Regions from separate parts of the Homo sapiens genome. Here all the other regions are linked to region 3. A link is a contact called in ENCODE Hi-C or POLR2A ChIA-PET data. All regions are on one chromosome and are shown on one strand. The core of a region is the stretch at or near the end of the contact, and the rest is flanking DNA. Distances in the headings are between cores, read along the strand shown. Region 1 overlaps B4GALT4-AS1 (B4GALT4 antisense RNA 1). Region 2 overlaps ARHGAP31 (Rho GTPase activating protein 31). Region 3 holds the start of COX17 (cytochrome c oxidase copper chaperone COX17).

Region 1 (2,700 bases), core at 59-2,558, 400 kb before region 3:
GAAAAAAGAAGAATATTCTCTGAAATAAATGTTAAGATTCAAGTGTGATTTTGATTACAAAGTGGAACCCCTTCTCCCCACTTCTACCCACCCCCCCACCACAAGCTTGGAAACATATATCCAAAAGGTAGAATGAAAAACAACAGGCCTATATTATCCAACTTACAAATGTTCACAACTTTAGGGGAGCGAATATATATCGAGGGTAATTTGTATGTTTGACCTGTTATAACTCTTGTCTCCAAACTAACTTCTGCATACTGTATTCCCGAGATGGGAATGAAAACAGGTCCTGGGATACCAGAGATGTAAGAAAAGTGTGAGCCACAATCAAAACCATTTCCCAAATAGCCCACAAAAAGCAATGTGCCCTCCGTGTTAGAAAACTGTTTTATGGCCGGATGCGGTGGCTCGGGCATGTAATCCCAGCACTTTGGGAAGCCAAGGCGGGTGGATCACCTGAGGTCAGGAGTTCGAGACCAGCCTGGCCAACATGGTGAAACCCTGCCTGTATTAAAAATACAAAAATTAGCCGGGGGCAGTGGCACGCACCTGTAGTCCCAGCTACTCGGGAGGCTGAAGCAGGAGAATCGCTTGAACCTGGGAGGCGGAGGTTGCAGTGAGCCGAGATCTCACCACTGCACTCCAGCCTGTGTGACAGAGCAAGACTCCGTCAAAAAAAAGAAAGAGAAAAAGAAAGAAAGAAAGAAGGAAGGAAGGAAGGAGAAAGAGAAAGAAAGAGAAAGAAAGAAAGAAAGAAAGAAAGAAAGAAAGAAAGAAAGAAAGAGAAAGAAAGAAAGAAAGAAAGAGAAAGAAAGAAAGAAAGAGAAAGAAAGAAAAACTGTTTTACAAGAAACAGTCTTGCCCTTTCTGAAAAATTTTCCAGGTTCTAAGCACTTATGTGTAAAGGAAATCATCTCAAACTATGTTGGAACTGGGAATGGTAAAAATAAATTAATGACAATAAAATAAACTTAAAGTCTTATAAATATATTTAACATGGGACAAGGGATCAGGATAAGGAAATGTGAAAAAGACATGAATAAACTGGATAATGATGGAGGAAATGGAAGAATCGCTCAGTGAGAAGACAATAAAAATCACTCTCATTTATGTATCAAGCTTCTACCTCGGTATAAACAAAGTGCTAGGCATTTTCATTATCTTATTTAATCCTCACAACAGTCTAACAAGGTAGATATTATCACTCCAATTTAACAGATGGGAAAACTGTGGCTCAGAGGAGTTAAGTCATGTGTCCAACCACTGGGCAAATCAGTGGCAGAGTCAGGCATGGAGCCCAGGTTGGCCTGAGTCCACAGTCTGTGTGCCCAGAGCTGGGGAGGAGCCTCTGGGGACACGAATGTTTACAAGAACCTTTACAGCACCTCCATCTCATGGACAGGACTGAGTAGGAAAACCAGGCCTGTAGGGAGGGCTGAAATGGAAGGGGAAGAGCGTACAGAGGCAGATTACTAGGCATCAAGGCCTAACAACAACTGTGTATTGGGGAAAACAATTTTGTTCAAGAGGGCTATTTATAGGGATGTTTTTCCTCAGTACTCCCTTCCCCCATCTCCTCCCTTTTGTGTTAAGAGGCGCCTGGCAGATTGGTAAAGGGTTACAGGCAGTGGACAGGAAACCATGGAACACAATGAACGGGGCGGGACAGATCCCCACCCACCTAAGAAAATCGCTGGCTCCAGTATTCAGAGACCCTGGGGGGAGACAGACTGAGCTCAGGGTTCTGCTCCTTCCCTGGTTCAGCTAGAAAGAGGCAACGTTCCCAAAGGGGTGCGAAACAGAGCAAGAGGGGGAGCAGGGCAGAATGAGGCAACAAAATATAACAAGATTATTAAAAATAAGTCAAATGGACAGTTCATTCTCTTTCCTGAGGACTGCTGTATTCTGTGAGAGATGAAGGTTTTTCTACCCAAAGACTCTGTCCAGTGTGGGAACTCCAAAGATACAGCACAAGAGGCAAGAGAAATCATCTCAAACCCAGCTGCTGAGAGGGACCCCAGAATCCAATGTGAGGTCCTTGGGACACACCCTGCCAGGCTTCTTCCCTCTGGGCCACTGGACACAAATCTTAACCCAAATGGATCCAGATTCAGACTTAAAGCCTAATGCAAGACGCTGTGCAGATTCAGGCATTGGTATAATAATAATTCCACTCACAGCACTTGGCTCTTTCAGGCCTTGTGAAGTCTCTCGTCCACATGTGACTCTAGGAAGGAAGTGTCCCGCTGCTGTTTGGCAGTGTCTAGTGCCCATGGTGGAGTGGGACAAGGGGGTCTTGTACTGCCTGGTTTGTTCATTTCTGAAACATTGAAGATTGATTTAATGCTACAACTGTGCATATGGGTCAAATGTCATTATGGTTTTTTAAACACTATAGAACACAAAAGATTTCCAAACCTCTATTTTTGAATACTATTCAATACAAAGAAATTAGCGCATAAGTAAAATATTGGTGAGGAAAAACTTATTTCTCAAATAATTTCAAATAATTTATCCTGATGTCTCATCTAATCTCTAGTCCTAACTTCTCAGCTTCTCCTCAGTCTTGCATTTTATACTATCAAAGGACATTTCCTCCTGAAATTTCTGATATGGCCCTTGATGTGTAGAGAAGTATGTATTATCATTCTCCAAAAAAAAAAAAACAGTTTTTACTCTTACCAGTCCCCAGTCTTA
Region 2 (2,780 bases), core at 101-2,600, 280 kb before region 3:
TACTAAAAAAAATACAAGAAATTAGCCAGGCGTGGTGGTGCATGCCTATAATTCCAGCTACTCAGGAAGCCGAGGCACAAGAATCACTTAAACCCAGGAGGCAGAGGCTGAGGCACGAGAATCGTTTGAACCCAGGAGGCAGAGATTGCAGTGAGCTGAGATTGCGCCACTGCACTCCAGCCTGTCTCAAAAAAAAAATAATAATAATTCTAAACCTGTATAACACTCAGTGAGATCTTCTTAAGTTAACTCGATACTTTCAGCATTTTCTTACTTTTATATTCATCTATTTGCTTTGGTTTGGAAACTTCTTGGCAGTTATTGCCCAGTTTTGCAGGAGTTAATATTTCAACATATAGGTTTTTATATACATGGCATGTGAGTATTAGGTCATCTAACTGCTGAGTCTCGATGTCCTCATGTGTTAAAGATCATTACACTTCCTTACAGGGTGGTCATAAGAATTTTAAGCATACAGTTATGTAAGATGCCCAGTTTAGTGCTTAGTACCAAGTTAGAAATTATTTTCTAGATTCCTGGCAACTCGCGTATCATCTCCAAGCTTATTTACTTCCCACGTAGGCTTTTCTCTTCCTTGCCTTTATTTCTAAGTCAAGAACTTGGTCTGGGCATAGTGGCTCATGCCTGTCATCCCAGCACTTTGGGAGGCCGAGGCAGGCAGATCACCTGAGGTCAGGAGTTCAAGACCAGCCTGGCCAACATGGTGAGATCTCCTCTCTACTAAAAATACAAAAATTAGCCGGGCGCGGTGGCAGGTGCCTGTAATCCCAGCTACTCAGGAGGTTGAGGCAGGAGAATCACTTCAACCCGGGAGGTGGAGGTTGCAGTGAGCCGAGATCACGACACTGCACTCCAGCCTGGGCGACAGAGCTGTACTCCATCTCAAAAAAAAAAAAAAAAATTCACTCCTCACAACTGTGCTTTCTAACAGTTAGTTAATTTACATTTCTAGTTTCTCATCCTCTGAATCAACAGGAAGAAGCCTGAGAAAAGGTGGGGAAGGTCTAGTTGTTAATAGCATTTGTTTCCTTGCTGGGAAATCAAACCCCCCTGTCTGGGTCCATCTGCCAGAGAAAACTTAAAACAAAAAGTTTTAAAGTTCTAAAATAAGACAAGATTCTGTTTATTTTTCCTTTTTGTCTTCTTCATTTTGAGCAAACATCATCCTACCGCCTCCCATCTGTCTCTTTATTTTTTCATGGTCTACATTTAATGCCTAGTAGATGATGGCTCTGTTTAGCAACTTTAGCAGTAATCTTTTTTTGAAAACTGCTCTACCTGCAAAGTTTAAAAGTGATCTGTATGGCACAACAGCAAATGAACCTACCAAAGCATCATGCTGAAATTCTGTGCATATGAGGAAGTGCTTTCTCTTTTGTCATCCAGATGTTACCTGTCTTTATCTGGGCGGTTATGCCCCTGTTAGAATGCTGTGCCTCTCTAGTATTCAAATGTCGTGTGCCTGCCCTTACTGGAAGGCCTGCTATTGTATGTGTGCCCCGGCTGCTGACCATACACTTGTTCCTTTTTACTAGGAAAAGAAACCAAGGGAAATTTCAATCGAACAGTTACCACCGGTGGATTTTTCATTCCAGCAACAAAGATGCACTCCACCGGCACCGGCAGCTCATGTGACCTCACCAAGCAGGAGGGCGAATGGGGCCAGGAGGGGATGCCTCCCGGGGCTGAGGGTGGCTTTGATGTGAGCAGTGATCGCAGCCATCTCCAGGGCGCTCAGGCCCGGCCCCCACCGGAACAGCTGAAGGTTTTCCGGCCTGTTGAGGATCCGGAGAGCGAGCAAACAGCCCCAAAGATGTTGGGTATGTTCTACACTTCGAACGACAGCCCTAGCAAATCCGTCTTCACCAGCAGCCTCTTCCAGATGGAGCCCTCGCCGCGTAACCAGCGCAAGGCGCTGAACATCTCCGAGCCCTTTGCGGTATCTGTGCCGCTCCGCGTGTCCGCAGTCATCAGCACCAACAGCACGCCGTGCAGAACACCCCCGAAGGAGCTGCAGTCTCTTTCCAGCCTGGAAGAGTTTTCTTTTCATGGATCAGAGAGCGGAGGCTGGCCAGAAGAAGAGAAACCGCTGGGAGCTGAGACTTCTGCAGGTAAGTAGAGGAGAGAGGGTATCTTTCCGTTGCAAGAGAGAAAAACCAGACTTAAATTTGCTTGAGTTTGCAAGGCAATATAGTGCGGTGGTTAAGCCTGTGGGCTCTAGAGCCCGATTGGGTACAAATCCACGCTCTGCCATTTTACTGCGTGATCTTCAGCAGGTTAATGTAACCACTCTGTGCCTCGGTTTCTTAATCTGTAAAATGGGAATAATTATGTTAATAATACCTTTTTCATAAGTTTGTTGTAAATATTAAATTATTTAATACATATGAAGCTCTCAGAACAGTGTCTACATACAATAAGTATATAATAAATATTACCTATTATTATTTTATTTGCTCACAGAGTGAGAAGGCAGGAGAAAAACTCACAGAATGGAATGCAGAGCTGCAGAGCTGGAATTGGGGATTCAGTTCTTCCAGTCTCCTTCTCTTTCCATCCACCCATCCTTATTTCTACTTTATATTTGCAGACAACATGGCTAGCAACCCTAGCAACGAGAAAGAGCATCCCTCTCCCAATTTTCTGATATCAAATGCAGGAAGGATTCTGATTGGATCTGCCTGAGTCCCATGCCCAGCCTTGGACCAATCACTGTTTCCAGCTAATTGGGTTCTGAGATTGGCCAGACTTGAGTCTCT
Region 3 (2,723 bases), core at 183-2,682:
CAAATGGGAGATTGCCTGGGATAGTGAGATCATTGTGAAGATAATAGCTAGCATTCATTGATCATTTATTGCCATGTATACTGTGTTAGCCACTTGACATGGCTTGTATCATTAACCTTTACAATAATACTGGAGGGAGTTTCTTTTATTAGAGTCATTTTACAGACACATGAGGCTCAAGGTCACCAAGTTAGTGGATTAAGATTCAAACCTTGACTGTGGATCCCAGACTCTTAATCATGCTGTCATACCATTCAAGGTTCAACAGCACTTACTGTTACCACTGGAACAATTTGTTCAGACTAGTCTTTCAATCCTACCCGTATTATTTACAAAGTACTGAGGATTAATAAAAGCACTGAGCTCCTACACTCTTATTATCCCATTATACCACTAATGATTTCTTTCTTATATCTACTATCTGGGAAGACAAAAGGGGCCAGAGGAAGAGATGCACATTCACGTTATCTGAGGACGTCCTCTAATGAGATTTGCTCCACAAGAGAGGCTATATAAAATGAGAACAAATCTTTTGTGGATTGACAATCTAGATGAACTATTCTTAATACTTTGTCCCCTGCGTCGTAGACTGATTGATTTTCAACTTTTGGTTGTCTTAAAAGGGTTGAAGCGTAACTCTTCAGAACTGTAAGGAATACACTCTGTGTCCTACTGTCTCTAAATTTTGGGAGAAAGCCTTAGAAATTACCAGAAAACCTTTCCTGTTTGGTCTTAACAAATCTATCATAGCCCTTACCACGTCGTATACAAGTCACTGGTTTATGTCTCCATTAACTTTAAGCTCCTTTATATCAAGATGCATCTTTATCCATGTCTACATCTTCGGACCTAACGCAGTGCTTAACCCATAACAGATACTCAACACACATTTGTAGGAAGGAATGAGTGGTTGAAGCTTGCCGTTCTCCTCTCTCTCCATCGTTTCCCGGTACTAAGCTACGGGATAAGTCAACAGAGACCCGACCACGAAACCTACAAGGCCCAATAATTATCTCCAGAGCGCCGCAATGGGGCGGGGCGGGGCGGGGCGGGGGGGGGGGGCAGACAGGGAGGAGGAGTGGGGGAAGGGGGGAAGGAAGAGGGCAGAGGGCAGAAGGCAGAGGGCAGAGGGCAGAAGGCAGAGGGCAGAGGCCGTAGGGCAGAGGCACCGGAAGGCACAGGCCGCGGCCCGGGGCTCGTCGGCCGCGCCCTCTCCGGCTGCGCACTGACCACGCATCGCGCGCCTTCTTGGTCTCCGGGCAAGCGCAGCAGGGCTTCAGCGGCTTCTTCTCCTGAGACTCAGGCGGGGCAGGGTTTGAGTCAACCAGACCCGGCATCTTTCGCGCCAAAAGCAGCTATGAGCGGAGACAGCCAAATCTATGCCAGCCTCGGCAAACGCCGATTCGTCCGCAGTCACTTCCGGCAGTCGCTCTAAAAAGTACAGGAAGTCCTGCTTCTCTCTGACAGGTGGGGAATTTAAAAGGAGCGCGTGCGCAGAAGAGGCAAAATTCGGGCCTTAACGAGAGGGTGCCCCCTTCAGCGCATGCGCAAGGAGGCCCGCTGAACGCTCACCTGGACTGTGGTATTTACACTCTAGGACTCTAGGTCATAGAGTATTTGTTAAATCAACTTGGGGAGGGCTCACGAAGAAAGAAAGCAGCAAGACAACTGAGAGATCTCGTAACACCCGCTCCTCCCCACCCAATATCGAAACGGAAGCCCAAGATGGTGAAATGATTTGTTCAAGCCAAACAGGAGAAACCATAAGTGAAAGCCAGTTCCCTTGAATAACAGACTAGTTTCCCCCTTTTCTTTTATCCGCCTTCTTCCTGATCCCCACACACTGCAGGCCTTTCCTCTCTTTCATTGACCTATTTAAAAATGAATAGCAAGACATAGAACCACCGAGTCCACAACTATTGGGGGAATTTAAAAGGTCCTATAACCCCCTATACACCTCCTACGCACATTAAATCCTCAGCTAATTTGCATTTATAGCCCCCCTCCAACTGATCTGAATTCAGTATGAATTATTCAGTCATATATTCGTTAATATACTGATGAATAAAATTGAAAAATACCATTTCCATAGCATTTCCTCAGGTACATAGATAAACTGGTGCCCGTCTTATTCGCAATGAAATGGATATAATCATTGGATTTTTTTCCTGCAGAGTATTGTTGGAAACAGGCAATAAACTCTTTTTTATTTTATTTTATTTTATTTTTTGGAGATAGGGTCTTGCTCTGTCGCCCAGGCTGGAGTGAAGTGGCACGATCTTGGCTGACTGCAACCTCCACCTCCTGGGTTCAAGCAATTCTCCTGCCTCAGCCTCCTGAGTAGCTGGGATTACAGGTGTGCACCACCACGCCCGAGTAATTTTTGCATTTTTTAGTAGAGACGGGGTTTCGCCATGCTGGCCAGGCTGGTCTCGAACTCTGACCTCAGGTGATCCGCCCACATCAGCCTCCAAAAGTGCTAGGTTATAGGCATGAGCCACCGCGCCTGGCCAATAAAATCATTTTTTAAAGCAGGACTTGGAGGCACTGTTCAATAGCTGCAGGGTGATAGGTATTTTTAGGTACTTAAACTTTCAGCATCACCTAATCAAAGTTTGTTTCTATATTATAGATATTTAACTCAGGGAATTTACAGGCGTGTCTGTGAACTGGTGCTGTATAAGAGTAATTTCTATATGTGTATTTTTCAGGTTACTAAGACC

Evidence for each region. A loop is a pair of places that touch in the nucleus more often than their neighbours do. ChIA-PET counts read pairs that join two places held with the same protein, here RNA polymerase II (POLR2A). Pooled maps may share reads with other maps.
Region 1: a loop to region 3 is called in a map of heart right ventricle, with 5 times the contacts of the local background. The contact joins the enhancer-like site here to the promoter of COX17 in region 3. A Hi-C loop is called at or near these places in 41 of 168 maps with a recorded cell type or tissue (A673, B cell, CD4-positive, alpha-beta memory T cell and 28 more), 37 of 37 single-sample maps with no recorded cell type and 44 of 50 pooled maps. POLR2A ChIA-PET finds 5 or more read pairs at or near these places in 1 of 52 experiments (Caco-2).
Region 2: a loop to region 3 is called in a pooled map, with 6 times the contacts of the local background. The contact joins the enhancer-like site here to the promoter of COX17 in region 3. A Hi-C loop is called at or near these places in 4 of 168 maps with a recorded cell type or tissue (Caco-2, Right ventricle myocardium inferior, heart left ventricle and 1 more), 13 of 37 single-sample maps with no recorded cell type and 9 of 50 pooled maps. POLR2A ChIA-PET finds 5 or more read pairs at or near these places in 4 of 52 experiments (A673, IMR-90, OCI-LY7 and 1 more).

The regions. Positions count from the first base shown.
Region 1 is chr3:119,277,848-119,280,547 of GRCh38, forward strand. All of the region lies in intron 3 of B4GALT4-AS1 (B4GALT4 antisense RNA 1), which reads left to right. Among named protein-coding and RNA genes, the nearest start is that of ARHGAP31, 15 kb to the right of the region's middle. Within about 2 kb of position 1,309, at least 11 of the 41 ENCODE cell types and tissues checked have a DNase peak (open chromatin) inside an H3K27ac peak, as active enhancers do; they include endothelial cell of umbilical vein, heart left ventricle, heart right ventricle and 1 more, where a contact is called at or near this core.
Region 2 is chr3:119,400,266-119,403,045 of GRCh38, forward strand. ARHGAP31 (Rho GTPase activating protein 31) reads left to right here. Exons shown (of 12, transcript NM_020754.4): 10 at 1,557-2,132. LOC124906273 (a long non-coding RNA gene) reads right to left here. Exons shown (of 2, transcript XR_007096027.1): 2 at 1-2,332. Among named protein-coding and RNA genes, the nearest start is that of TMEM39A, 62 kb to the right of the region's middle. Within about 2 kb of position 1,351, at least 2 of the 41 ENCODE cell types and tissues checked have a DNase peak (open chromatin) inside an H3K27ac peak, as active enhancers do; they include OCI-LY7, where a contact is called at or near this core.
Region 3 is chr3:119,675,974-119,678,696 of GRCh38, forward strand. COX17 (cytochrome c oxidase copper chaperone COX17) reads right to left here and starts at 1,433. Exons shown (of 3, transcript NM_005694.2): 1 at 1,231-1,433. The coding sequence starts at 1,337. RefSeq lists an enhancer at 1,612-1,871.